3 separate regions of the Mus musculus genome follow, and all the other regions are linked to region 3. A link is a loop called in an ENCODE intact Hi-C map of the cell type or tissue named here. Cell type or tissue: gastrocnemius. All regions are shown on one strand. Links, peaks and the distances in the headings refer to the core of each region. The heading gives the core; the rest is flanking DNA.

The links. A loop is a pair of places that touch in the nucleus more often than their neighbours do. Peaks named below come from ENCODE experiments on the same cell type or tissue, not always from the same donor. Only the 100,000 strongest peaks of a DNase experiment are listed, where the experiment ranks them.
Region 1: a loop joins it to region 3, with 5 times the contacts of the local background. A loop is called at or near these places in 5 of 42 quality-filtered maps.
Region 2: it touches region 3 in a loop (2.5-fold over the local background); 3 of 42 quality-filtered maps call a loop at or near these places.

Annotation. Positions count from the first base shown.
Region 1 is chr5:133,815,503-133,825,859 of GRCm38, forward strand. No RefSeq gene overlaps it. Among named protein-coding and RNA genes, the nearest start is that of Gm36667, 220 kb to the left of the region's middle. In gastrocnemius, for the core only: no CTCF peak of the experiment used is centred there; DNase peaks (open chromatin) are centred at 5,320, 5,967 and 8,682.
Region 2 is chr5:133,878,751-133,889,107 of GRCm38, forward strand. No RefSeq gene overlaps it. Among named protein-coding and RNA genes, the nearest start is that of Gm40340, 170 kb to the right of the region's middle. In gastrocnemius, for the core only: no CTCF peak of the experiment used is centred there; DNase peaks (open chromatin) are centred at 6,029 and 6,430.
Region 3 is chr5:134,059,857-134,070,213 of GRCm38, forward strand. Gm40339 (a long non-coding RNA gene) reads right to left here. Exons shown (of 6, transcript XR_868578.3): 2 at 8,386-8,440; 3 at 2,714-3,302; 4 at 2,169-2,336. Among named protein-coding and RNA genes, the nearest start is that of Gm40340, 14 kb to the left of the region's middle. In gastrocnemius, for the core only: CTCF peaks have their summits at 4,040 (motif pointing left) and 8,281 (motif pointing left); DNase peaks (open chromatin) are centred at 4,013 and 8,249.

The DNA of each region.
Region 1 (10,357 bases), core at 698-8,697, 240 kb before region 3:
TGACTCATTGCTTTCCTACCCTAAAAGTTCGTATGTTAGGTACTTTACCCCCAAGTTCATCGGTTACAGGCATTTGGTTGTGGGATATTTAGAAGGATCTGGGGTTCAAATGGAAAACCTCTCATAGATCTGAACACTTGGTCCTCAGCAGGTGGCGCTGTTTGGGAAGGTTAACTCGCTGAAGGAAGTACGTCACTGGTGGGTGGGTTTTGAGACTCTAAACCCTGGCTCTACTTCCTGTTTAGTCACTGCTTCTGGAGTACAAATGCTATGTGTGTGGCCAGGCTCCCAATCTTGCTTGTCATGCCTCCTCTGCATGCTGCCATGCCTTCCCCACAATGTTGGACTCTAAACCTTGGGAATCGTAAGCCAAAACAAACCTTCCCTGACTTCGGTTGTTTTTGTCAGGATGTTTTTGGTTGGGTTTTTTGTTGTTGTTGTTGTTTGTGTTTTGTTTTGTTTTGTTTTTTGGTTTCTGGTTTTTGGTTTTTTGTTTGTTTGGTTTTTGTTTTATCACAGCGACTGACAGGAACGAAACCAATGCAAGAGGTGGTTAGAAATAACAAGGACTTAAGGTCAGATCTTCATGATGGGATTACTGGTTCTTTAAGCTCTGTTCAATCACTATGAGGCATACTCCAGCGAGTTTTCATATTAACAAGATCATCATCACAAACTGGCATCCTGATCTCTAATTTCTACACATGTCTGTGCTTTGTAAATTGACACAGCTGTGGGTCTCTACTGCAGCAACAAGACATGGAAATTGTCTAATGAAGAGTCAGACCGAGGGACTCCTCATCTTACATGAGCTGGTTCCTATCCTTCAGGCTGCATGTGTCCTGTGATTTACTGTTCTCTTGTCTCTCATATAGGGATTGCAGAATAATGTGATAATAGCAGCATGAAGTGCTCACTAGAGAGAATTCTGTGATGGAGAGAGAGTTCTGTTGGTAAGGTGCCTACCATGCAAGCATGAGGATCTGAGAAGGATCTCTAGAAACCACATTCTAATAATTGCATATGGTAATATGTGCTTGGAACCCCCGTGCTGGAAAATTGGAGACAGGCAAATAGATCCCTGGGGTTTGCTGACCATGTAGCGTAGATGAGAGAGAGAGATGGGCCAATGAGAGACATTGGTGAAAAAATGGGGGGAGGCAGTGTTCTGAGGAACAACCACTGAAGTTGATCTCTGTCCTCCATCAACACACACACACACACACACGTTCGTGCACATCCACCTGCACATACATGTGCATCCACACACATACACAAGGAAGGCCTCCCATCTTACTTTACCACATTTTTTGCCATTGCTAAATCCATTTCCCAGGCTTCAAGTCTTCTATATCATTTGTAAGTCATGGTCATTTCCAAAACCTCAGTGTCAGCGCTGGTTAAAAAAAAAAAAAAAAAAAAAAAAAAGTGATATAGGAGAGACCACAGAGCTAAGGTCAGGATTACATGTGAGCAGCCTTCAACCTGATAAGGTACATGGGATGCTCGGCCACAAACACACTGGGGCTTGCAAAAATGACTATCAAAGCTGGCTCTGCCCGGGCTGAAAGCACCAGTATGTTGACCCCCAAGTTCCCCTGCACTCACATCCCTTGAAAGGGAAAAGCAGAACTGAAGGTCCTTCCTCTGGGCTGTGCTTATAATGACTTAAAACCACATGCAGCTTCTCCGAGGATCCTCACGAAATGGTAACTTGAATGGTTCAGTTAAGAGAAACCTCATTGTACAAACACAAGGGTCTGCATTCAATCCCTAGAATCCACATTTTAATAAAATCCAAGTGTGCTGGTACATGCTTCCAACCCTTCTACTCTGAAGATCCCTGGGGATCGATAGCTAACCAATCTCAACTACTTGGTGAGTCCCAGGTTAGTGAAAGACACTTGTCTCCAAAACAAGGGAAGGTGAGGCTAGAAGGATGACTCATTAGTTAAAAGCACCCACTTGCTGCTCTTGCAGAAAATCAGAGTTTGGTTTCCAACAACTATATCAGATAGCTCACAACCACCTGCAACTTCAGCTCCAGAGGATCTGATTGGCCTCTTCTGACCTCAGCAGGAATCTAAACTCACGTGTGTATACATGCATAAAATTAATAAGTCTTTTGAAAATGTGTAGACAGTACTTGAGGAAGGTCATCCAAGAGAGTCCCCTGGCTTCCACATGCAAGAAAACACACAAAATCATGCTGCTACATACTCATGAACACGCACACGCACACACACACACACACACACACACACGCACACACACACCAACAATAAAGTCTTTCCAGTGGGAATAATCAAGTGATTTCAATATAAGCTACACAATGCCCACTTGAAAATGCTTCCAAAATCAATCAATCTCCAAAATTTTGAGCAGATGTCGTTTTTCAAATAGTTGTACTAGATACAATGCAAGGCAGATCCACTGGCTGCTCTACTGGGGCATGGTTAAGCACATTTGCAATCCCAGCACTCAGGAGGCTGGAGCAGGAGGCTCGAGAGTTCGAGATCATAGAGTAACTGTGCAAAGATGAAAGCAGGAACTGCAGCCTGGTCAGGTAGGAGAGGAATCCCAAACCTCTGAGATTCTGAGATTGTCCTTGCTGGATGACCCTGTTCCTTTCTTGTCTCCTAAATGGTCACTACTTGCTATGTGACTACAACTGGGAAGAGGTACTGGGACACCTTGTGGCTGGGCTAACTGGACTGAGCAGCTCATCTCCCTCCTATATACTTCAGCTCAATTTCTGACCTGAGTCTTTTGAAAGGTCAGAGACTACTAGCTCTGTGGTCTATGGAATCCTATTTCCTGGGAATAAACTTCTTCAACATACTTTTCTCTAAAACGTGCCCTCTGGGGTCCATGAATTCTGTTCGTTTAATTTGTGAAAGAAGGACCCTAAAGCTCCTGGCTCAAGTGGCTTCAGTGGTCATTGAGTTTTCCTGGATCCCAGACTCCAGAGCAAAACACAGCAAGAGCCCAGAATGACTCCATCACCTCAGTATTTCTATGTCATTCCAATTAAAAAATAGTGAAAATTATTTTCTCTGAAATGTGACTGTGATAGCTGACCTCAGTTAGCAACTTGATGAGATTAGAGTCACATGGGTCATGCCTATGGGGATTATGTTGATTAGGTTAATTATAATGGGAAGACCCACCCACTGTGGTGGCACAATTCCATAGTTTGTATCCTAGAATATATAAAAAGGAGAAAATAACAGAACGACATTCTTCACCCCACCCTGCTTTGTGACAGCACATACAATGTGATGCACACTTCTGTTCCTATGACTTCCCTGCAATGATACACTAACTTTGCATCAAAATAAGCCCTTCTTTCCCTAGTAGTTTTGTCAGAGTATTTTATCACAGCAACAGAAAAGTAACTAGACAGCAAATCTAGTCTTTTGCCTCTTGAATGACTTGCTTTGACTGGAAGCATACACTGTAAGGGATATGATGCCATCTCCAAAAGCCACATACAGCTCTGCAGTTCTTTGACTCTGTCCTGTGAATAAACCCAAGCTAGCCTCCTGTTGCTGAGGAATGTGGTCCCATAACTCCAGCTTTCAGCCAGGCATGCAAATGAAGACAAACCAGACAGAGCCCTCAGACCAGTCACCAGTTCAATACACATCCAAGAAAAAGCCCCAACGAATACCAACCAGGCAGAGCCCAAACTAGCAGTATTCCCAGAAGACAAATTCATGTTTGTGTAAGCAATAGCAAATGCTTTGATTGATTGACAGAGTTTGTTTGTTTGTTTGTTTGTTTCTGAGTTTAGGGAGAGTTGTTGCTGTATTAGTCTCATTTCTGTTGCTGTGATTAAAATACTCTGACAAAAAACAACTTGTGTGAGAGAGAGAGCTAAATTCATATCACAGTTCCAGATTACAGTCCATCACATCAGGAAAGTTGCAAAAGCAGCCAGTCACATCACATCCGCAGTTAAGAGCAGAGAAAAAATTAACGCATGTGTGCTTGCTTGCTTGCTTGCTTGCTTGCTTGCTTGCTTGCCTGCATACAGCTTGAGTGCTCCGCACTTTTACAAGTCAGAACTCCCTGCCTAGGGGATGGTGCTACCCAAAGAAGTCTAGGTCTTCTCACAACAATTAACTCAGTTAAGACAATTCCCACAGGCACACCTACAAACCAACCCAATACTGATTATCCTTTAATGTAACTCTATTCCCAGGCAATTGTAGGTGTGTCAGTTGGCAACTAAAGCTGAGCATCACAGTTACCTAGTAATTGTGAGTCAGCACAAAGTATGAGTCTCTGACTTCATTAACTAAGTTTGCTTTAGAACAACCCTGTTTTCTTCCTGTCTCAATCACGGTGGCAAAAATACCTGATGAAAGTAACTTCAGCAAGGAAGGGTTTATTTTGGCTCTTGGTTTTAGATGGAAAAGCAAGGCAGTAGTCTATGCAGCTAGGACTCCTCACATAAACTTGAAACAGAAAGCACCTAGAGAGGGGAATTCTAATGTTTGGCTCACTTCCTCCTTTTCCCTTGTCCTCAATCAATCCTCATTAGTGTGTGTGTGTGTGTATGTGTGTGTGTGTGTGTGTGTGTGTGTGTGTGTGTGTGTTATGTGCACACATGTGCATGGGTGCATGCACACAGAGACCATAGGAAGATATCAAGTGTCTCTTCCCTTCTTTCCTCAGACAGGGTCTCTTGCTGAATCTGGAGCTGGGGCTACAGGTACATAGAGCCATTCCCAGCTGCTTACATAGGTGCTAGATACTCAAATTTAGGTCCCTATTCCTGCTATGCAAGAGCATTACCCATTGCCATGACATTGCCCCGATCCTCTTTAAACACCCTCACGGCCACTCCTGAAAGTGTGCTTCAATCTCTTGGTCACTCTAAATCTAGTTAGGTTGACAGTAAAGAATAACCATTACCAACCCTATGCACTTGGAACATTTATACCAATTGTGTCTAGTAAGATAAAATGTACTCACAGTGCTATAGTGACTTATCCAGGTTGTCACAGCTAGAAACTGGTAGCCAATGAACAGAACTCAGGTCTGCTGCATTCAGCAGTGTGTGCCCATTCATTCTACTATAGGAATATCTCTCTTTCTCCCAGTAAAAAAATGAATAGTCAAAGGGCTTGGGATGTGGTTCAGTGGTGGAGCACCTGCCTAGAATCCCCCAGTGAGGGTCTGGGGGTGTGGCTCAGTGGTAGAGCCCCTGCCTAGAATCCCCCAGTGAGGGCTGGGGGCGTGGCTCAGTGGTAGAGCCCCTGCCTAGAATCCCCCAGTGAGGGGCTGGGGGCGTGGCTCAGTGGTAGAGCCCCTGCCTAGAATCCCCCAGGGAGGGGCTGGGGGTGTGGCTCAGTGGTAGAACACCTGCATAGAATCCTCCAGTGAGATGCTGGGGGCGCAGCTCAATGGTAGAGCACCTACCTAACATGTACAAAGCCTAGTATTCAATCCTAACACTAAGAAAAAAAGCAAATAAAAAAATGGGTGACTACTCCCAAAGCATATCAGAAAAAAAATCCCAGGACAAGGTAACTGTCTCCATGAAGGGACCAAACATATTATGTAACTATCATTTCTGATCCTAGTTAAAAGTCCTGTTGGAATTCCATGGTGGTGTCTTTAGTCTCCAAGTGTAACTTCCCTTTAAGAATCCATGCCCTTTTCAGCACGTCTACAACCAATGTCTTTGACCTTCCCTTGCCGGTTAATTAGAGGCTTGGAGGGAAAGCAGAGAAACACGTGTTTCAGCAGAAGGGGAGTTTTCAAAAATAAAAGCTCCTTAGGACCACTTGACTGAAAAATTTCATTAATTCATTAATTAAGATCTACAGCGTGAGACTCCCAGGGACAGAACAAACACCATCTGTACAGCAGAGGCGCCAAATTTTTCTTTTAGCCTCTAAGACCCAGTAATGAGCACATGTTCTGAATTATCTCCCCCAAATTAACTGCTTCATGGGCAAGGAGCAGTACTGGCAATCCAGCTAGGCAGGAGCCAGCATCCGGAAAGGGGCAACTGTGATCTCTAAGGAGAGCTTCTTTGGCCTTAGGCATGGGGGAGGGGGAAGCAGATTATAGCTCAATATACAAAGCTTCTTTTCAGAAATCAGGCCATGGCTGCTCCCATAGGGTAGTGAGATCACCAAGGGTAGGCAAGCACAGGTTGAATCCAGATGAATTTGTCCTTTTATATGAAAAGCTGGTAGCTGGATCAAATGGTCTCTCAGGTTCTTTCCAAATGTAGTATCCTACTTAACACCTTCTCAAAAGTGAGCTAAAGAGATGGCTCAGTGGTCAAGTGTTCACCACTAAAACAAAAGGGTCTTTATTTAGATTCCCAAAACCCATGTGCAAAGCTAGATGCAGGGCCGCAGAGATGGCTTAATGGGTAAAAATGCTTGCTGTGTAAGTATAAGAACTTAAGTTCGGGTCCTTGAATTTTGCATCCATGGGAAAGTCCAGGCATGGCCACACACTAGTGAGTACCTATAACCCCAGCACAGAAGGCAGAGATGGGGGATCATGCGTGCACACACACACACACACACACACACACACACACACACACACACACACACAGCTGAGTGTAGCAGCAAACACTGAGGAAACAAATCAGATCAAGAGAATTCCTCAGGCCTTTTATCCAGACAGTCTGGCAGAACTGGCAAGGTCTAGGTCCAGTGAGAGACCCTATCTAAAAAATTCAAGTGCAAGAGTTTTTCGGGTTGCTTTCCCCAGGTGGTGTCTTCAGCAGGAGGGTCTTACTATCTGGATGTGATGGGTGATTACGTGCAGCGGCTGTAGTCCATATGACTTGAGGAGTCTCTGGGATTCCCCTAGCTACGTCATAGCAGCTGTGGTTGCCTACACAAGACCTAAACATGACCAAGTCAGTCAACATTCTAGTGGGAGCAGAGGAGGCACTCATGAGCTCTCACCTCTAACTAAGAAGCTTCATACAGGTAAAGGCTGAAGGGCGAGTCAGGGGTTTTATTTTTCAGCAATGTGACCCATGGTAGCTTGTTCCTGCTCCCACTAGATGGCCCTGGACCGGTGAGCACACAGAGGACACTAATTGTACACAGCGTGTTGAGGAGGAAGAGAAGGAGGAACAAGAGGAGGAGGGGGAGGAGGAAGAAGAGGCAGTGCCAGCAACAGAGAAGGAGGAGAAAGAGAAAAAGAAGAAGGAGGTGGAGGAGAAAGAGAAAAAAGAAATAAAGTTGGGAAAGAGATGTGGAAGGAGTTGGGGGGGAGGCATTGAATAGCATCTAAATATATTATATTCACACATGAAGTCACCAAAGATTATGTAATTTAAAATAAAGTAGAGAGCAGTAGAGACCAATCCTGCCTCCCCACATGCACATAGATGCACACAAAGATGTACCCATACTGAATAAATGAATGAATGAATGAATGAATGAGTGAATGAATGAATGTGACTCTTAACACCCACAAACCGTGGCTGCGATTTAGCCAGAATGAGCACATGGTCCCTGTTACCGAGTTTCTTCAGTGACCACAGCGATAAGCAGCACAGGTCGAGCATCTCCAACAGTCATAGCCATGAACTGGTATCCAATGCCAGGGATGACTTTCCAGCAGGATGCAGAGCCTTGCAACTTTTAAGAAGTCTTTTCCCCCTCTCAGTTTAAAATCCCCAGCTTGGAAAGCGGCTCAGCTGCAAGCCCCAGAGGCAACCTCTCAAGAGCAAATTGTGACTGATGATATTTTTTTTTCCTTTCTGGTCCTCAGTTGGTCTGCCCATTCAGGTGACCATGAAGCATCAGGCCAGAAACCTCTCTTGACACCTCACAAAATGTTTAGATTAATCAAATTTTCAGTCTGCCTCTTGTGTAGGGAGGATGTTACCAGGAGGAGTGGCGGGAATATTTTCCAGTTATTTGCATTACCATAGAGGGCAACTTGATTGCGTTTCTGGCAATTACAAACATTGGATCAGACAAGTGTTACATTGGTATGTTTAATTGGTTAAAAAAGAACCACTCTAATTAGATTTTTTAATAGCTGGCTTCTGACTGCAGAGACGACAAAGATGATTGATTTTTTTTTTCCACGTGAGATCTTTGGAGGGGAAAATATCTTGCTTTCAGATTTATTTAGAAGCTTTTTTTTTTTCTCTGAAGCTCCTCCGGTTAACATTTGGGTTCTGGCGAGCCTCTCGTGCATAGAGTGTGTTTCAAATATTAATGGCCATCTAAATCTGTGTTCTCTCTCAGCTCAACCTTTTGCGCTCAAAATTCATGAGTGTGTATTGATTTAGGCAGCCTTCCCAAGACCCTTGTACCGCTGGGCTCTTTTGTTCTGTGTTAATATGCCCCGACTTATCAATTATTCACTCGCTAAGTGAAAGCAATATAAATCTAGGATCCTGAACAACAACAACAACAAAAGAAAAATTGTTCTTTTCATTTCCTGGTAACACAATGGAAACCAAGCCCTGGTGACCTAGCCAAAGCAGGGCTTGATTTAGTGACAATACATCTGGGTCTTTCTTTTTCCTTTTGTTGGAGGTGCAAATGGGAATGGGGGAATGTAAACCAAAATTAGCAAGCATACACCTGCTGGAGCCAGGGTTTTTTGTTTTTTTTTAACCACATACACTGAGGAGAGAGAAAGAGCAAGGAGATGAATGTCACGGCACAGTGCCACATGCCTGCTGGCCCAGCACTAGAGAGGCAGACGCAGGATGTAGGGTTCAAGGACAGCCTGGGCTGTGTAGTAAGACCTCACCTCAGAAATAATAATAATAATAATAATAATAATAATAATAATAATAATAATAATAATAAATGATGATGATATCATGATGATAAAAATGTCAGAGATCGTAACATGCACTTCTCTTATTTCTTTTCTCTTTTTAGGATACTCTAATAGTTCAAAATTGTGAACTTGTTTCTCTAAGGTAGCCATCAGGTTTACCTAATACTGGATCTGATTGTGGTTCTTTAATATGCGTGTATAATGTTACTGGATTACACTACTTCTCTCATGATCTTCTATGGCCCTCCCCCTGGCTCCCACTCCTCCCCATCTTTCCAAATAGTGGCCTATCTACTTTCATCTCTTTTAAAATAAATCTGGATCCTACAGGCAAGAGAAAACATGCAGAATTTGCCTTTCAGAATCCGGCTTGCTTTGCTTGACCTTAGGGTATCCAGTCACACCATCTTCCTGCAAATCACAATTAAGTTTGTCTACATCAGTGGCTCTCAACCTTCCTAATGCTGAGAACTTTTAACATGCAGTTCTTCGTGTTGTGGCGACCCTAAACCATAACACTATTCTGTTGCTACTTCACAACTGGAATTTTGCTAGTGCTATGGATCATAGTGCAAATATCTGTTTTGCAATGGTCTTAGGCAATGCCTGTGAAAGGGTCATTAGACAACACCCAAGGGTCTCGACCCACAGGTTGAGAAACATTGTTCTCTATGGTTGTATACTGTCCATCATATCTGTGAACTTGTGGTGGTTTGGATGAGAAGACCCCATAGGCTCAATATTTGGCTACTTGCTCTCTAGTTGACAGAACTATTTGGGAAGGGCTAGGGGGTGCGGCCTTGTTGGAGGAATGGGGTTTCTAGTTTCTAAAGCACATGCCATTCCTAGCTAGCTCTCTCTGCTTTATACTCGTGAAGATGAAAGCTCTCAGCTATTGGGGCAGCACCATACCTGCCTGCCTACCGCCATGCTCCCTACCATGATGGTCATAGACCATCTCCAGCTCTCTGGAATTATAACCCCTAATTAAAGCTTTCTTTCATAAGTTGTCTTGGTCATGGTGTCATAGCATCTTTGTTCCATCTTTTCATATGTTTCTGTTTCCTTCATATGACCACAAAATATGGTGATAATACCAATCAAGACACAATGTATGCAGGACTCATTAATGATACTAGAAAACCTAGCAAGACAGGTAGTCATTCATTTTGTGGTGAAGGGGCTGGAGAGATGGCTCTGATGGGAAAGTGTTTGTCTTAAACTTTGAATTCCCTGTACTGGCAAGAAAAAGGAGCAGGAGAAGGAGAAGGAGGAGGAAGAAGAAGAAGAGAGGGAGGAAAAAGAGGAGGAAGAACATGAAAAGGAAAAAGAAGAGGAAGAGAGAGGAGGTCAGGTTGGGGAGACAGACACAGGTAGAACCCTGAGGTTCCTTGACCAGTCAGCCTAGCTTGTTTGGCAAGTTCCAGGACAGTGAGAGACTCTGACTCAAAAACAAAAGTTGGAGCTGGAGAAATGGCTGTGACTAAGAATATGTACTGATTTTTTCAGAAGACTCAAGTTATGTTCCCAACACACGCATCAGGTGGTTCACAACTGCTTA
Region 2 (10,357 bases), core at 1,288-9,287, 180 kb before region 3:
CAGCAGGACTAAGCACATCCTCTGCCACTGAGGCCCAACTAGGTAGTCCAGTTCAGGGGAGGAGACCCAGTATCAGGCAACTGAGTGATAGACAGCCCCTGCTCCAACTGTTAGGGGACCCACATGAAGACCAAGCTGCACATCTGTTACAAATGTGCACAGGGCCTAACACCAGCCCCTGCATGCTCTTTGGTTGGTGGTTCAGTTTCTGTGAGCCCTCATGGGCCCAGGTTAGTACTCTGTAGGTCTTCTTATGGTGCCTTTGACCCATATAGCTCACACAATTCTATCCTCTACTCTTCCACAAGATGCCTTGATCTCTGCCTGATGTTTGGTTGTGAGTCTCTGCATCTGTTTCCATCTGCTGCTGGATGAAGCCTCTCAGGAGACAGTTATGCTGGGTTCCTATCTGCAAATGTAACAGAGTATCATTAATAGTGTCATGGATTGTCTATCTTACATGGGGTGTGTTTCAAGTTGGGCCAGTCATTGGCTGGACATTCCCTCAATCTCTGCTCCATATTTATCCCTTAGCATCTTGTAAGCAGGACAAATTTTGAACTGAAGGTTGTATAGGTGTGTTGATGTCCCCCTCCTTCCACTGAAAGCCACACCTGGCTACAGGAGGTAGCCACTTCAATCTCCATATCCCCCACTGCTAGGAATCTCAACTAGGGTCACCCCCATAGACTTCCCAGAACCTCCCCAGTCTCAAGTTCCCAGCTATTCCCAGAGATGCCCAAGCTTTCCCCCAACCACTTTGGAAATCAATTTGGTGATTTCTGAAAAAACTGAGAATAGTTCTACCCCAAGACCCAGCTATATCACTACTGGGCATATACCCCCAAAGATTCCCCACTGTGGTAACAGGGACAGTTGCTCAACTATATTCATAGCAGCTTTATTTGCAAAAGCCAAAAACTGGAAACAACCTAGATATCCCTCAACTGAAGAATGGATAAAGAAAATGCAGAATATCCACACATGGAAAACTCTTCTGCTATTAAAACAACGACATCATGAAATTTGCAGGCAAGTGAATGGAATAGAAAAAAATCATCCTGAGTGAGGTAACCCAAACCCAGAAAGACATGCATGGAATGTACTCACTTATTAGTGGACATTAGCCCTTAGCCGTAAAGTACAAGATAAACATACATTTTTTTTAATCTTGTACATACGTACAATTCACAGACCCAAAGAAACTAAGTAATAAGGAGGGTCCCAGGAAGGATGTACAAATCTCAGAAGGAGAAACAAAACAGTCATCAGAGGTGGAGGGTGGGAGGGAGGAAGAGAACTGGATGGGAAAGTGGCTGAGGAAGGGAACAAGGATGGGAATCAGGTGTAGGAGAGAAAGTGTGGGAGAGGGAACAGATTATTTTTATGTTGGTTCTGGGGAATCAAATTAAGGTCCACACGCTTACACAGACTGAGTACACTATAGACTAAGCCAGTCAGTGGTTCTTAACCTTCCTAATGCTGTGATCCTTGTGTGGGGACACCCAACCATAAAATTATTTCTGTTGCTACCTCATACTTTTCAAACAGGTCATAACCCACAGGTTGAGCAATGGTAGACTAAGCTATTTCCTAGTCTTAGATAAACCTGTGTCATGAAACTTAAACTGTCTCAAACAACAGCCAGCCTGAAGAACACACTACACCCCAATGGGTACAGTTGTCCATGATGGCCCAACTACTCTCTGGAGCAGAAGTGGTCATATCCTGAAAACCTTCCATCATTGATAGTGATGAGTTCTTCAGTGTCATCTTGCATAAACTACAGTGGTAACAACCATCAACCATACTACATACAACATACGATGGGGTGGGAGTCATGGAAGCCCTGGGAGAGTGTAAGGGATGCATGAAGTCCTTAGTTAATGTGTGTTATTAACAAGGGCCAATGCCATTGACATATGATAATTGGCAAAGCCTTCCTCTGACTCTGGCTCAGATGCATGCCAAAGCCTTCCTCTGCCCTAAGTATACGAGAGTTAAGAAAGGGTTGACCAGTATGTGGAAAAAATAACAACTGCAACTTTCTTCTCCAAGATGACTGCAACCTGAGACTGCTCCTCTGCACAGACCTTCTACCAAGACTAGTTAAACTCTCTTTTTGGAGATGTACATAATATATGCCTAGTTTTGAGGGGCTGCCCTAAAAACTCAAGTAACATTAAAACACTCCCCATGCATAGTAAATGTCACCCAAAAGCAAGGTTACTCCCAGATGAAGCAGATACTTCCAAGGGTGAGGCAGTAGTTTTAACACAAGTTCAAGGCCAGCCTAGACTTCATAGCCATACTCTAATGCCAAGAGAGAGGGAGAAGGGGAGGGGGAGGGACAGGAAGATGGAGAGGGAGAAGGGACTGGAGATACATCTTAGAAGTTAAGAACACATTACTTTCAGAGAAGGTCTGGGTTCAGTTCCCAGCATACACATTAGGCCACTAACAACCACATGAACTTCTAGTTCCAGGGGATCCAACAGCTTTTTCTGACCTTCCCAGGCACCTAGATTCCTGTGCACAAACCCACACACAGAGAGATAAACAATTGTGCTAAAATAGGTGGGAGGTATGCTGAAGAGAGAGCTCAGCCAAATGTTTGTCCTGTTCTTGAGTTTGATCTTGGGAGCACATGTAAAAGTCCAGGGATAGTGGCATTTGTAATGCCAGCTCTGAGGAAGTGGAGACCGCAAGAGCCTTGGGGATAGCTGGCTAAAGGACTGACACAATCAGCAAGCTCCAGTCTCAAAAATGAAGGTGGACAACCCCTAAGGAACAACACCTGAGGCATTGTGCACATACCTGTCCACACATGTATATATACATAGCCACACACATTGTTATAGCTGTTCCCTCTCAGGTGAAAACGTTTTGTCTTGGAGGAAAGCCACTAAGATACAAGATGTTTACAGGGAGGGAAAACAACAAGCCTGCCTAAAGAGAGGTAAAACCTTCCATCCTGCTCATTAAACCCAGGATGCAAACAATTTAAAGGCTTCAGGAAGTCCCTGAAACTGACCAGATTTCCTAGGCTTCCACCTCCCCAAGTATATATGAGCAGCAAAGACTGCCTAGAGTCACTCTCTGTCAAGCTAAGCTGCCTAGAGGAGTCTAAGAGCAGCTGAACTACCTGGAAGTCACAGATCCAGCCAAGCAGTCTGGAAAGGGATCAGACCAAGAGAGTCACCTGGAAAGGATGTTATCCTATCTGCTGAGCTGCCTGAAGGCTATTTAGTGTGTTCCAGGTTGCCAACTTTGTGTCAACATTCATGCTGTGGTGGGCTTTACTCATGCAGCTGTCTTTGAGCCATCTCTGCTCCAAAGTAACTTCTCACCCATATTCCCTTAAGTAATCTCAATAACTTACTGGCTCATCAAGTTGGACTTTGATGGTGAAGTGTTTTGAATAGCTTGGCCCAGGGAATGGCACTATTTGGAGGTATGGCCTTGTTGGAGGAAGTATATCACTGTAGGCATGGGCTTCAAGACCCTCTTCCTAGCCACCTGGAACCCAATCTTCTCCTAGATGCTTTCAGATGAAGATATAGAACTCCCAGCTACTCCTGCACCATGCCTGCCTGAATGCTGTGATGCTACTGCCTCGATAATGGCCTGAGCCACTGAACCTGTACTCGAGGCCCAATTAAATGTTGTCCTTATAAGAGTTACCTTGTTCATGGTATCTGTTCACAGCAATGGAAACCCTGACTAAGACAGAAGGTATCCATACTTTGGTTTGTCATCAATTCCCTGGTTCTTCAGGAAAAGAGCCACATAAAATACACACACACACACACACACACACACACACACACACACACACACACACAAATGTACCCACCAATAAACACACATATCCCCCAAATTAAACCAAAAAAGAAACCTCAGGTTCTCTGTCAGCTAAGACCACAGCTATTGATCCCAGAACAAATTGACTTAACTCTCTTGCCTGGGTGTCTCAATTCAGATGTGGCTACTGCTCAATATTACCTCCTAATTACAAGAATGCCATTGGCACTGCACAAATATTTGCTTTCCTGTTGGAACAGAAGTAAGTGACATTGTGTTATAGAAGTCTGAACATGGAAAAAGAATTTCAATGGACCAAAAAAAAAAAGGGAAGCTAGGGTTCATTGCTTCCCTGTGGGTCCTGTTCCTCACATAACAGAATAGGATAATTCGGGATGCTTCTCTCAAGTCTGTGGACACAGGGCTGTGGAATTGGTTCAGAGGCAAAGTGCTTGTTGTATAAACATGGGGCCTAAGGTTGGAACCCCAGACCCCACATAAACGCTAAGCATGGTAGCTCGTGCCCATAAACTCAGCACTGGAGAGACAGAGATAAGTGGGCCTCTGAAGCTCTCCTGCCAGCCTAGCCAAATCAACAAGCAGTGATCAACAGGTTCAGTGAGAAATCTTATCTTAAAATATAAGGAGGAAGGATCAGGAGATGCCTCAGTTGCTAAAAGCAGTTGCTGGCAACCCCCAAGTCCTGAGTTCAATCTCCAAGTCTCATATAGTGGAAGGATGGCACCACCTCCCACAAACTATCCTCTTGAGTTTTACACGCATGCTATGGCATTTGGAACCCCCAGAAATAAATGGAATAAGAATAAATTTTTAAGTAAGATGGAAATGTGAATGAGAAATATATCCCAATCAATATTAACCTCTGGACTCCAAATGCGCCCAACATGAATATATAAGCATGCACTCAAGCATACACTATACTAAATTAATTAATTAACTAATTAATCAATTCAACAGATTCTATGATGCAATAGAGTCTGGGGTGTGGGCGTGGGTGTGGGTGTTAATGTCAGGCATCATTCTTCGTGGATCTTCCATCTTGTTCACTGAGGTGGGGTCTCTCAGTCAAACCCAAAGCTCACTGATATGGCTAGTCACACTAGTCAGCTTGCTCTAGAGATTCCTTGTGTCTACCTTCTAATGCTGACCTTCCAGGTGGACCTCTGAGGTATAGCAGTTTCCTCTAGGATTCAAATCTTCTGTCTTAGAGGGAAGCTCATCAATATATTATATGTTAAAGGAAAGAGAAATGGGGCTTTCCCTCCTGCAGAGAAATTCCATAAACTCGGGAAGTAAACAACTCAAAGCTATCAGGAAGTCCCTGAAACTGACCAGATATACTAGGTCCCTCCTTCCCCAAGCATGTAAAGGCAGTAAGGACTGCTGAGAGCCATTCTCAATCATGTTAAGTTACCCGGAAGACACAGAGACCAACCTAGCCTCCTGGACGAGGCCTAGACCAACTGAGTTATCATGAAAGGACACTGTCCAACCTGTTGAACTGCCCGAAGGTTGTGCAGTGTGCTCTAGGTTTCCAGCTTTTATGCATGCTGTGGTGGGCTTTAGTGGTGCAGCTGTCTTTGAGTCATTTCTCTGTCTGTAAGTAACCTCTCACCCATATTCCTGTAAAAAAAAAAAAAAAAAAAGACTAGAAACAAGCAAACAACAACAACAAAAACCCTCATTGCACCACCAAGTTAGATTTGATGGTATACTCATTTTGGTCCATTGTCTGTTCTGTATCTGAGATAAGTAAGCATTTGCTTGCATCTCTCTGAGAATAGTGTTACCCCACAGCCAGCCTGGCCACCCAGCATTTATGTTTCTAGACATCTGAACTCCAGGCCGTGAGCTGAAGGACCAAGAACTTTATCATGGCCCTGGCTCCTTCAATGGACTCTTTTTTTTCTCTTTAGATATAATGTTAAGTGTAAGAGTGTGTGTGTGTGTGTGTGTGTGTGTAGAGAGAGAGAGAGAACACATAAGTGAAGGCAGCACACACACACAGAGAGAGAGAGAGAGAGAGAGAGAGAGAGAGAGAGAACACATAAGTGAAGGCAGCACACACACACACAGAGAGAGAGAGAGAGAGAGAGAGAGAGAGAGAGAGCACATAAGTGAAGGCAGCCATCACAGGAGCCAGAAGAGGGCATCAGATTCAGATTCTCTGGAGCTGGCTTTACAAGCAGTTGTGGGCTGCCCAGTGTGAAAGCTGAGAGCTGAACTTGAGTCCATGGAAAGAGAATAAGTACTCTTAGCTCCTGAGCTACCTCTCCTGCCTCTACAATACACGCTTGATCCAAACATTCTGTCGATGAGCATCTATGGCTCATTGATCCTCTCTACTTGGCTCTCAAGTTCTTTCCACTCATCATTTCCTCAGGTCTTTTTTGCAGCATCCTGCCAAGAAAGAGAGACAGAGAGACAGAGAAGAGACAGACAGACAGACAGGCAGGCAGACAGACAGACAGAAGTAAACAATGTCAGCCTTCCCCATCTGCTGGTGGCACAGGGGAAATAAAAGACACAAAAGACATCATGTAGTTTAATTACATTCCAGAGTTGGTCTCCCTGCTGACAGGCCTCCTGGCCCCAGGCCAATGAGCTGTGTTCTCGCCATGCTGAGCCAGGCATAATGGGGGGAATTAAAAGCCGAGGCTGAGGGCAGAGTTGCTCAGTCAGTCTGGCAGCTCTCCTTAAGTGTCAAGCTGCAGGGAAGTGACTCAGTCCACCCATGTGTACAGGATTAGGAATCTCAACAAATCCATGCGGAAAAGGAGTGAAGAAAGACCAGGTCAGGAAATGACCATTCGCTGCGACTAGAACTCTGGCTCGGAGCCATGTGGTCTCCAGTTGTCCATCGGCTTCTCTCTCCAAGAGCTACAGAGATGAATAAGAGACACATTGAGCCTTAGGGGTGTTTTAGGACTTGAAAAAAAATTCCTTCAACCAATTTCCAGGAGATCACACCATTCTGCAGAAGCCTTCGATTGAAATTGAGCAGGTAAGAAAGGAGAGAAGGAATTTCAAGTGTGAGAAAGGCAGGAGGCATGAAGACTGGGGAGGGTTTAACTCCAGTGTGTGAGGGGCTTGCGTCACAAGCATGGCGACCCGAGTTCAAATCCCCAGCCCCCACATAAAATGCTGGCTATGGTAGTACACACTGGTGGTACACAATGCTGGGAAGACTGAGACAGGTGGATCTCTGGCGTTTTCTAGCAGCTTTGAGGAGCTCTAGGCCAGACTCAAGGGTGAGGGCTGAGGAGAGGCTCAGTGGTTTAGAGCACTTGCTGCCCCCCACACAGGACCTGAATCTGGCTCCCAGAACCCTCATTGAAGTATCACAACCCCTCCTGTAATTCTAGTTCCAGGGCATCAGATCCCCTCTTCTGGCCCCGGTGGACACTTAAACATATTAGTATACATACACACGGACAAGTCCACGCATACACATAAATAAAAAATAAATTTTAGAAACAAATGTAAATTGAGCATTAGGAACAACTGAGGTCATCCTTTGGTCTATACACACATGTGCAGATATACATGCTCAAACACGTATACCCACACACGAGGACCCTAACTGGAGCACGTGACAATGAGCTCATCTCTAACCATCATGCGAGGCTCAGATATTCTCAGATATGGGTAATTTACAAACCCATCAAAGGAGACCCCCAACTTGTGCACAGAGGGTGAAAATCCAGAAAGGGCCTCCCAGGATTTGATAAATTCTATTAATAAAATGTTGACATGGTAGATTAGATTGGATTCATATGAAATCACCTCTAGAGACATGTTCAGATGGAAAACAAGAAGGCTTATCCTGAAGCTGAGGCAATGACATCAACAATATCCTAATGAGGAAAATGTCAATGAAATGTTGCAGCCAGCATGAAACCAGGATGACCCTGCTCATCTCCCCATCCACTAGGAATAATTCTGAGTCATGAATGTAATTGACATAATGAAATGATTTTGGGGGGAGATGATTTCTAAGAGCAGAGCCAGAAGCATTCAGCTGTCATGCTCGGACAATGTTGGGAGCCTCTGACCAAATCCCACAATCAATCAATCGATCGATCGATCAATAGCTCCTTGAGGCTAGAGAGGTGATTCAGTCGACAAATCATTTGTGATGTGAAACATTAGGACCTCTGTTCTATCCTCAGCACCACAGCAAATGCCAGGTGTGTCAGCACACTTTTATAACCCCAGTGCAGGGGAGGCAGAGACAGGAGAATCTCTAAAGCTTGCTGGTCAGCCAGGCTAAGCAAATTAGTGAGCCCTGGGTTCAATGAGAGAACCTGTATCAACAAATGGGATACAGAGTAATTGAGGAAGATGCTTGTTGTCATTAGCCTCTGTTAATGTACTCCACACTGTACACACACACACACACACACACACACACACTATACACACATGTACTTAGTTCCCATTTGAGTCACTAAGAACTTTTTATTCTTCACAAGTTTTAGTGCTGAGTATGGCTGCACGCACACCTGTTACACCTGCACTGGGGGAGGAGGGGAGAAAAAAGACATAGAAGAATTGCTAGACCTTGCTAGGTCTCTAACCTAGATCTGCGTTCAGCAAGACCTTTTCTCAAGAGAGTAACATTTAAGGCAGCAGAACGTCCGTCCAGACAGCATCCTCCTATGGCCTCCACATGTACATTCACAGCACAAGTACCCATGCATGTGTGGACAAACACCACACTCATGCACATCACACACACACACACACACACACACACACACTTAGAGGAAATTATAATACCCTTGAAATTGCTCCAGCTTTTTAGTCCAACTCAAAGGCAACATCTCCAGTGAATTAAACTCTAATTGGACAATATTGGGTTTTGACTGGCAATAGTTGTATTTTACCACTGATACAATGCAAGGAGTTAATAACAATGGACTCAAAATTTTGGCAAGCCATTGAGAAATGTAATATGTACAAGACAAATAAAATGTCTCCTAAAAAGTCTCTCTCATACATTATGTTCTGCATGTGGCACCATTCACAGATAAGTTTATCACTGGCATGTAAGAGTCAATGCAATTTGCTGTATTCGGTTTTTATCAAACCCTTTTGGGTATCTATTGTGGTTTGAATGTGAAATGTTCCCCGATAAACACACACGTTTTGTTTCATTTTTAATTATTTTTTGTGTGTCTTTGTGTGTGCCTGCCTGAGTTTGTGTTTACCATGTGTATGCCGGTTGTCTGGGAGGTTAAAATAGGGTATTGAATTCCCTAGAGCTGGAATCATAAGTGGTTATGATGTGTGTGCTAGGAACCAAACCTGGACCCTCCTCAAGAGGTTCTAGGTTCTAACCTCTGAGCCTCCTCAGCCTCAGGCTCACGTTTGAACAGCTGGTGGCGCTGTTTGGAGAGATGGTGGAACCTGTAAGAGATGGAGGCTTGCATGAGGAAGTACCACACAGGAGGTGAGACTTGAGATGTCACATATAGACCAGCCCTACTTCCACTTCACCCTCTGCTTACTGATGAAGATGTGCTATGACAATGACCTGCCCCTTGACCCATGCTTTTCCTGCCTGCTGCCATCTCCTTTCCACCACAATAGACTGTAAGCCAAATAATTCCCTTCCTCCCTTAATTTGCTCTCATTGGGGTACTTTATCACAATAATGAACAGTTAACTAATACACCAGAGAATACATTGTGTAACAGCCCATTCTCTTTTAGCCTTTTCTCTTGAGCCTGGAGCCACACTCTCATAGAAATGCTCAGCTCAAAGCTTAGGACCAAATGCAGCACAGAAGGTTCTGGAAGTATCAGATATGGTAGCAGTGTAGGGAGCCAGCAAGGAGAGCATTGTTCTGACATAAGACAATTCTGGGTCCAATCTTCAGATGGAGGACATTCAACTAGTCCCACTGTTTTAAAAGGTATGTGTATGTGACCTAATGAGCACATGCATTCATGTGCATGTGCGTGTGTGTGTGTATGTTTTCTGTCACAGTCAGAAACCATTATTCTGTTGCAACCTTCCCTGACCTCTGACTATTATGTCTTTCCATGCCTTCTGTGATGTCCCGTTTGGGAGAGGATGTGCTATAGTCATCCGGTTTCATGCTAAGCAGTCCACTACCATTTATTCTCTGCTCTTTTGTCAGCATGAATCTTTCTATTCACCACTATCTGCTCCAAAATGTGTCACCCTCTCCTAGAATGGCTATTATAATCTGAAGTTAACCATAGCAAACTATGAACATGGCGCTTGGCATAAAAGAAGTACTAATAGATCACTTAAATATTCTTGGCATGTCATTGCAGCGATTTTTCATACCTTCAAACGGTGTGTACCACCTAGAAGACACCTACACATTATCAAGCTCATCAGCTGGCAGAAGATACAGTTTTGTTACCCTGTGGACCGCAGCTTCTGTGTGCTGACCATAAGAAACCACTTCCCACAAGATTCTACACAGTGACGTTGGTCTCTTCTTAATAGATGAAAGGGCCTCACCTATTTTCTTCCTTTCCCTTTTTAAAAATAT
Region 3 (10,357 bases), core at 928-8,927:
TACAGCTATACATATAGACACATGTGCTCTATCACAAGCATACATGTGTATATCATAGCATATGTATGCTTCCCACCTGCTACCTTCATATATGTACACAGCAGGTACATGCATGCAGACAAAAATATGTGCCACAGACACACATGTACTCATAGCACATACTTGTACACATGCTGCTCTCATCTACATATGTTCATGTACATATACAGAACATACACACAGGCACACAGTGTGCACTGTTCACAGACATACACAGCATGTGCCAAATGTACAGATTCCTCACATGACATCTGCATATCCATACGTTCATACAAACAAGCACACATACACATATGCAGAAACACACAACGCATACTATGTGCACATACTGCTCACATAGCATTTGCATGTAGGCATACATGTGATACACATACCTATAGGCATGTGCTGAGCATATACAATGTTCATGGCGCCTTAATTTGGCACACTATATACATATGCAAACATACATATGCATGCATATGTATCAATACACATATTGCTTGATGCCATGTACAGGTATATATATATATATATATATATATATATATATATATATATGTATGTATGTATGTATGTATATGCACCCATATGTATGTATGTATGTATAAAGTGTGCACTTTATACATGAACACATAGCGTGTAATGTGCATACATAAATGTTCACATGGCATTTGCATGTATGTGCACACAACATATGAATACATAAAGGCACAAAGCAAGTTCCATGGGTATACATGCACACTTAAAGGCACACAAAATGTCTGTCATGTACTGTGCGCATGTACTCATGTGCCACCTGTATACACACTGAATGTTCATATATACAGACACACACAGTGTGTACCACATGTATACAAAAATGCATAGCAAATAACCTGTGCACATACTGTTCACATGACACATGTATACATATACATATATAAAGCATGCACTGTGATAAACATGAGTGCAGTTTGTCATCTGTCTATACTAATCACATGACACACATATTTATGCACAGATGTGCATGTGAAAACACACCATACACATGTATGTATGCACATAGGGCTTCTACTTGACCCCCCTCTCAGGAGCTGACCTCTCAGCCCACTAAGGCTGCAGTAGATACACAGTACCACCCATCCTGACCCAGTTCCCAGTGAAGAGCTCAGTCTGCACAGCAGTATGCAGAGCCCTGGAAGCCAAGGGGTGGGGGGTGGGGTGAGTGCACTTAAGGTTTGTGTACTCAGCCAGAAAGCAGATGCACCGGTACACCAGAGGCTCAGCTACAAAGCATCAGTCAGCCATGCCACTATAAGAGCTCCACAGACCCCAGGTCCCTTCCAATCGCTGCACACATATGAGCAGCAGCCCAGCTGACAGAAAACAGGGCTCTTGTACCCCAAGTGTAGACTAGGATCCTGACATTGAGAAACACAGTATGAGTCAGAGCTGGGACTGTCCTGGGATTCCTGAACTAGTGTGAAGCTAATACCAAATACACAGGCCACCTGAAAGAAGGCAATAATTTTTTAATTGACTTTTATTCATTCATTTATTTATTGTGGTGCTGATGATCAAATCCAAGGTCTTGAGAATGCTGTTTAGGAGCTCTACCACAGAGCCACGCCCCCAGCCCTCTCTGGGGGATTCTAGGCAGGAGCTCTACCACAGAGCCACGCCCCCAGCCCCTCACTGGGGGATTCTAGGCAGGGGCTCTACCACTGAGCCACACCCCCAGCCCCTCACTGGGGGATTCTAGGCAGGGGCTCTACCACTGAGCCACACTGGAATTCTTAAATCTCATCTCAGTCCAAGAAAGGGGTAGTTAACACCTAAGGGAAAGCGGGTATCTCTCTTATGAATAGGAGCCTGGGCCAATTGGGCACTCTCCTCTCTTCCCTATTCTCCATGTCCCAAGTAACAACAGCTAGAGGAAGACTGCCCCTCTCATATGTACTTCCATGTGTGCAGCAAGTATTCTGTGCTTGCCATATCACGTGGTCTAGCTCTTTTCCTTCCTCCATCCCTGGCTAATTTCGTCCTCCAGGCTATCCCCGGGATCCCTATTCCTCCCACATCCTGCAGTCTCTCTTGCAGTGAGCCCCCCATAAGACCCTCCTTTCCCTCCTCATTATCTCTACATGCAGAGGACATTGATTGAATACCTGCTAGATACTAGTACCATGCTGGGTGCAGCCACAGGTCGGGATCAATAACACACAGCCTCCTCCACTCCAAGGGCTGACAGGTGGGTTGTAGACACGGCACCCGGGGAGCTATTTACAAGAGAAGCTCACGGTACCAAATAAATCTCCTTCTGCCAAGGTTTTCATCTGAAAGATAAAGTCAGTTGAAGATGTTTAGCTTGGAAGGGAAGAGGCGAAGAGCAGAAGGCTATGCAGACCCCAGGCTAATCTTCCTTCCTGCCCAAGCACCAGATACACACAGGGCTTAGGATTTAGAGGCTCACAAAACAACTAACACATCATCCCATTGATGCTTGCCCTACGAAGACAATGTGCACGTTTACAAGTGCCTTCTGGGTACTGGACAACTAGAGCGTTTGGGGAGTAGGAACTTGGTGCCCTACCCCAAGTCTTTGAAATGGGTTTGAAAATTATCATTGAACCTACCTTTCCCAAGAGGAGTTTGAAGGGGGCATCTTTTTTTTGATTTACTTATTTTTATTTCATGTGCATTCATGTCTTACCTGCACGTATGTCTAGAAGAGGGCTTCAGATCCCCTGGAACTGGAGTCACAGACAGTTGTCAGCTGCCATTTGGATGCTGAGAATTAAATCCGAGTCTTCTGGAAGAACAGCCAGTGTTCCTAATCTCTGAGCCATCTCTCTAGCCCCTGTTTATTTAACCTTTATTTTTATTTTATGTGTGCTGGTGTTTTGCCTGCATGTATGGCTGTGCACCACGTGTCCCCAGGACTTGACTTTTAGAAAGAAGGAGAGAGAGAGAGAGAGAGAGAGAGAGAGAGAGCAGGGAAGACATCTCAGTGGGTAAAACGTTGGCCACGCAGGCATGAGAACCAGAGTACAGGCCTCCAAGTACCCACAGAAAAGCTGTGTGGGAGTGGAGGCTGCGTATAACCCTAGCACTCGGGAGGCAGAAAAGGGGATTCTCAGAGTCAGTGATACTGATGCAATCAGCAAGCTCTGGGTTCTTAGTAACAAAGGAAGAAACCCTCAGGTCTCCAAGTGCACACGCGAACCGGTGCAACACACGCACACACACACAGACAGCTCCATAGCAAGTTCAAGGTCAGCCTGGACTCCAAGAGATCATATCTAAAAAAAAAAAAAAAAATTTAATTTAAAATAAATAAATAAATACGAAAGAAAGAAAGAAAGAAAGAAAGAAAGAAAGAAAGAAAGAAAGAAAGAGGAGAGAGAGAGAGAGAGAGAGAGAGAGAGAGAGAGAGAGAGAGGAGAAAGGAAGGAAGGAAGAAATTGACACCGAAGAATGATGGTCTCCTCGTCCCCCTCTATAGTCTGACTTGTTGGGCTACAAAGGACAGAGAAACCGCAGGTTCTCAAGGTTCACGTTCCTCGCCGAGCCTGAAATACAAGTCCCAGAACCCTCTGCAGCCTTGAAATCAGTGTGTTCCACCAGCTACTGTGAGGGGAGCCTGGATCATAAGCCAGGACTGTGCTAACGTGGAAGATCCCCCAAATCGTGCCCTAAAACAAGAGGTGCCAACCGAACTGATGGGCTAATAGATCCCCTGCTCATGGGCTACAGGCTGAGCCATAACGGGATACTGCTGCCCAAGTAAGCAGGCAACGGAGCCTTCACCTCACCTCACCTCACCTCACCTCACCTCACCTCACCTCACCTCACCTCACCTCTCCCCTCCCCTACACTGTCCCCTTCCCCCTTTCCTTTCCTTCCCTTCCTCTTTCCTCCCCCTCCCAGTCTACCAGAACATTGGCAACTGTGAGGTCCAGGATATTTCCAAGCTGTTCAGCAACTCTGCAGACTTTGTTATGGATTCGGAGCGCCCCCTAGTGGCCATCTCCGCTATCTTTCCCACTAATGAGTAGCCCAGCCTTAAAGGCTAGGCCTGTGGCTTCTCATGTGCCAGGTATCTTCCCAAGGACCTTGAGGAGTGCTATTAGGCCAAGATCTCAGCCCCCGATGAGCACCTGCGGTTATCAGCTGCAGACATTATAACAAAACACTTGCGATCATTACCATTACTGGAGATATTAGGGTCAGAGCCTGGGCCCCTGGACCCACCTTTGCTCAGTAAGTCAATTAGGGTTTTGAGAGGATGTTGCATGTAAAAGAGCGTTCAGCCCAGCCTGATGATCTGCGGCCAATCACCATGACACACACGTTGAAAGCAGAGAACTGACTGCTTCATGGTATCCTCTGACCTCCACACGTGTGCACACACACACATATGTAAATGGGTCAAATGTTTTACCTAAGACACTGGGACAAGGAACGGTGACGGAAGTCCAGTGATACCCCACCTTCCGAGTCCACCTTCAGGGTCCTTATGTGAAGCGTAATTTAAATAGCTGAGAGGCGCGGGGATGGGGGTGGGAAAATGCCTCTACCTGAAGAGCACTTGCTGCTCTTCCGGAGGACAAGAGTTCTTTTCCCCTCAGCCATGTCAGGTGGTTCACAACTCCCTATGATGCCAGCACCAGGGGATCTGACATTCTCTTCCAGCTTCAGGAGGCCACCTGTACTCTCGTGCGCCGGCCGCCCTCTCTCTCTCTCTCTCTCTCTCTCTCTCTCTCTCTCTCTCTCTCTCTCTCACACACACACACACACAGAGAGAGAGAGAGAGAGAGAGAGAGAGAGAGAGAGAGAGAGAGATGCGCGCGCGCACACACACACACACACACACACACACACACACACACGCATGCGCACACATACACAAACAATTAAAAGTGAAATTGAACCTTTCTCGGAGGAGCTAGGTTCGGACCCACCCGCCACTGCCCCAGCTTTGCCTCAGCTCCAGTCTGCCCAGTGAAGTGGTTGAGAAGTCACCAGAACAGTGAGAAATCTCTCTCGAAACAAGCTCCACTTTGCCAGGCACCAGGCTTCCAGCCTTTTCCTTCTCCCAGTGAGAGACTCCTGAAGAAATTCCTGTTTCTTGGGGTCTATTGTTTCCAGTGGCCTGATAGATGGAAGAGAGGCTCTCTTTCTAATGCCCTCATTTCTGCCACGTTAGCAAGGTTGTTTCTAAATGGAAAGTTTATCTGGGTTCCCAACTGCAGCCGTTCTGGTCCATACCTGGACAGAACTTTTGAGGCCACCTATAGGAGTGTCCGAGAGCAAAGTAAAGCTATTCACCTCGTGGCCAAGAGGCAAAAATGAGAGGGAAGTTCAGCTGTCCCCTTTAAAAGCACATCCCAATGATATAAAGATTCACTACTGGGGGGCTGGTGAGATGGCTCAGTGGGTAAGAGCACCCGACTGCTCTTCCGAAGGTCCGAAGTTCAAATCCCAGCAACCACATGGTGGCTCACAACCACGCGTAATGAGATCTGACTCCCTCTTCTGGTGTGTCTGAAGACAGCTACAGTGTACTTACATATAATAAATAAATAAGTTAAAAAAAAAAGATTCACTACTGGGCCTCATCTCTAAAGGTCCCCCCACCTCCCAACAGCAGCCCCTTCAGAACAAAAATCACCAACACTGTGTCTTTGTGTGTATTTAAGATCCAAACCTTAGCAGCCATAGGAGACACACGCTCACAGGCACAAACATACTCATACACACACACACACAAATACACACAGAGAGACAGATAGGCAGACACATGCTCTCACATATCGCACACATACATACATATAAACCCATGCATTCACACAGAGACATACATGTACACAGACATACATACACAGACATACACACACACACACACACAATGCCAAAGATGTCCCTGCACAGGAAAGACACTAAGATCTCCAAACCTCTGCCCTGGCCCCAGAAGGCCACATACTCCTTTTCCAGTTTTTTATTAATAATTCCAGGGCAACCTCCTCATAGAATGCCTATCCCTAGAAATGTACCCACCCAACTATGGTATGGGAGTGTGTGTGTGTGTTTGTGTGTGTGTGTGTCTGTGTGTGAGTGTGTGTGTGTGTGTGTGTGTGTGTGTGTGTGTGTGTGTGTGTGTGTGTGTGCATGTCTGTGTGTGTGTCTGTCTGTCTGTCTGTCTCTGTGTTTTTCTGTGTGTCTTTCTATCCACCTGTGTGTCTGTGTACTAGGGCTTGAACACAGGCCTTCTGTGGGTTAAGCAGGCACTCTTCCACTAAGCCACACTCTGGCTGCTCACTTGGAGATTCTAGGCAGGCACACTACAAAGAAGTCACTCTCCTCAGCCCCTCGCTTCCTGGAAAGTGCTCTGCCACTGAGCCTCTCAGAAGGGACGAGATGCTAGATTAGTTAGGCATTTTACAAGCACTCCTTGAGGACCAAGAGCAGCAGTGCTCACCAGGACTCCCAGAACTTGGGGGAGGGGTGCTGAGGCAGGAGGCAAGCCCAGCCTCAACTACTTAGCAAGTCAAGGCTTGATGGAGATGCATGAGGTGTTACCGAAAAAAAAACAAAAATGTTGAATTAAATGAGACACCCTTTCAGCCCCTGCCAAGTGCGGATCTGTAGTTGGCACTGGAGACTGAATAATTCAACTGTGTGCTCTTGGGGCTGATGTTAGAACCAGAGACTGAACATCAAGCATCCTGTGCCAACAGTTCTCAACCTGTAGGTCAAAACTCCCACAGGGGCTACATATCAGATATTTACATTATGACTCATAACAGTAGCAAAATTACAGTCATGAAGTAGCAACGAAATCATGTTATGGTTGGGGGTCACCATACCGTGAGGAACTGTATTAAAGGGTTGCAGCATGTAGGGTGGTTGAGAACCACGGTCCTGTGGAGACACGGAAGTGATTTTACTACACTGTAATTCTTACAAACTAACCAAGGAGTCAGTTGGAAATAAAGAGGCTCTCCCGGGGAAGCCCAGTGTCCCCTGAGACCTACAAAAAGGGACCAAGCACTGAATAAAAGACCAGGAAGAGAAAGGGACAGGACGCATATTGGCTTCTTCAGGATGCTGTAATGAGCAACCCCCAAAGACGTGGCTTCAAATAACACAAGTCGATTCTTGAATGGTTCTGGGGATGGAAGTTCTAAGGTGAAGAGGCCACTAGGGCTGGCCTCCTTCTGGGGACTCTAAGAGTGAATTCATTTCCTTGTCTTTTCTGGATCCTAGAAGATGCCTGCAGTCCTTGGCTTGAGGCTTTTCCTCCATCATCAGAGACAGCAGGATAGCATCTCCAAATTGTCTCCTGTCTCCTCTTCCCCCTCCTCTTCTGCCTCCTCTTCCTCCTCTTCCTCTCATCCTTCTCTTCTTCCTCTTCTCCTCTCTTCCTTCTCTTCTTCCTCCTCAATTCCTCCTTTTCTTCCACTTCTTCCTCTTCTTCCTCCTCCTCTTCCTTCTGTTCCTCATCTTCCTCCTCCTCCCTTCCTTCTCTTCCCCTTTTTCCCCTCCTCTTCCTCATCTTCTCCCTCTGTTTTCAACTCTTCTTTCTCCTTTCCTCCTCTTCCTTCTCCACTTTCTCCTCCTCGTTCTCCTCCTCCCCTTCCTCCTCCTCTTCCTTCCAGCCTTGTGACTCTTTCCATCAGGGCCAAAAGGACAGCATCTTCAAGTCATCCCCCCTCTCTCATCCTCCTCTCTCATCCTCCTCTTCATTTCCTCCTCTTCCCCCGACCCCGTCTCCCTCCTCTCCTGTGTTCCAGTGTCTCTCCCGAGTGGCTTAGGTATAAACGGCACATCCTCCAACACTACATAGCATCACATTTGTCTTATCTTCCTGTCCCCTCCTTTCCTTTGAGCCTTCCTGGATAACCTGGATAAGATATCCATTCCACAATATTCAGTGTAATTAAATCTACAGAGTTCCTTCTACCATGTAAGCTCCTACCCCCAGGCTCTGGGGATATATTGAGAACATCTTGGGTTACTACATTGTGTTTGGGGATCAGAGCTACTACCTTCTCTCAGAAAAACAATAGGTTTGTATGTGGAGTGCTGTCTGTGCCCCCTGAGGACCTTAACAATCAGTGGAAGGTTCCTACTGGAAAATTCACACTGCAATTCATTGGCCTACCTTCCTAGCTACAAGGTGGCATTTAACCCTTTCTAGAAACCTCTGAAGTGAGCTGTCTCTGCAACCAGAGGTTGTCCCTGAGTTATTAGTAGGGAACCACTGCCACCTAGTGTAAAGTGTGTGAAACAAGAGGAACTGTGAAAGTGGCTGGGGAAATCCCTGGCTACACAGCAAGCACAGAGAAGTCACCCCAAAATAAGCAATGCTCTATTTCTTACCAGATGTTGATAAAATCTGATAATTAGAACTTGAAGTAGCCATGGATGGTCACAGCTGCAAAGAATCGAGAAATAAAACCAAGTTTAGATGTAATAGACCATGTCCACTAAACAGAACTACCCCCAGGACAAACACAGAATTCCAGGAATCTGTCTAAAAGCAGCAAATGTGGTTCACCTGTCTTTTCTGTCGTTCATCTGCTGGAGATGTGAAAGACACTTCTGTCTTGGTTAGGGTTTTTATTGCTGTGAAGAGACACCAGGACCACATCGACTCTTATAAAGGCAAACATGAAACTGGGACTGGCTTACAGAATCAGAGGTTTAGTCCATTATCATCATAGCAGGAAGCATGGCATATGCAGGAAGACACAGCACTGGCATAGTTCTACATCTTGTTCCAAAGGCAAACAGGAGAAGACAGGCTTCCAGATAGCTAGGAGGACCGTCTCAAAGCCAACCCCCACAGTGACGCACTTTCTCCAACAAGGTCACCTCTTCTAATGATGCCACTCCCTGGGCCAAGCATATTCAAGCCTTCCCCTCCTGTTGGTCTCAGGACCCACCATGATGTGCTGCCTTCAGTAGAGGTTAAAATCTATGGGCACACATAACAAGAACCTCCAGAGCCATGAGACAAAATAAACCTCTCTATTTTGTAAGTAGTCTGTAACAAGTATTTTGTTACAGTCATGGAAAACCTAGAAAGCAAAGCACTGAACAATTCCATTAGCCAATCAGTGGAGACTTTACGACCTACTCTTGGGAGCAGAGTGCAGGGAAATGTGTACCTGGGTCTTTCTTTAGAGAAAAACAAACAAACAAACAAATTCCTCAGGCACAGCAAAGCTTAAGGTGAAGGTTTTCTTTTCCTGTCCATGCTATTTATTTTTATGATAAAATGATACTGTGGAGCCAAAGCCGTTCTTGAAGCAATGATACATTACAAAGCAAGCAAGCAGCAAACTGGAAGAGGCACTGAGATCAATAGCTACACCTGTAAAATCTCACCAACATGACTGCCCAAACTTGAGCTTAAAAGGACAATACCAATGGGCATGCCAAACTGGACGAAGAAAAGCCCCCAAAGCCTCAATCCTATACAACAACTTATAGACAGCCAAGAAATGCCGGAATGGAAAAGATGGCTTTCCCCAGAGAAGAGCACACCAATTGGTTATCCAGCCCCAAATGGTCAGCTCTGACCTATAGGTAGCATTATACAGATTGAACAGGTTATATTTAGGTACAATATGTGTCTACAAATACATATATGCATGCAATAACAATCAGTGTATTAAAGGAGAGCTGGAAGGAATATATGGGAGGAAAGGAAAGGGAAAATTTTTATAATTATAATCTCAAAAAAAAGTTTTAATTTAAAAAAACTGTCTAAAGGGTCAATGAGATATAGGTATTTTCTCTGAATTTAAATATCTTCATCTCTAGGGAGGCTTTAAATATAGGAAATAAAAACTCAGAGGGAAAAAAGTGACTCAAGGCAAATAAAACCAACAAGACAAGGCCTAGAAGGCTAATGAAACTCATAAAGCTCAGGAAGTACACAAAACTCACAAAGCTAAGGAAGTAAAGGAAACTCATAAGGTTCAGGAAGTAAATGAAATTACAGGGCTCAAGAAGAAAACAAAAGTCACAAGGCTCAGGAAACTCACAGTTTCAACAAGACTCACCCCACCCCAGGTTATATAATTATAATAATTACAGAGGAGAAGAGGCTCTCTGACCTGACTGCAAGTTGTACAGAAAACTATAGGATTGCAGCTTTTGTGAGTCACTTAGGGCTGAAGTGGGCTTTTTGGTGATGCGGCTGCCTTTCAGTTATCCATGCTCCTGCAAATAACCTGTCACCCATGCTTCCATAGGAAACATTAACAAAAAGAAAATTAATAAATTCATCCATTCACTAAGCTAAATTTGGATGGAATAGTTCCTTTGCTCCCTCATCAGAGCC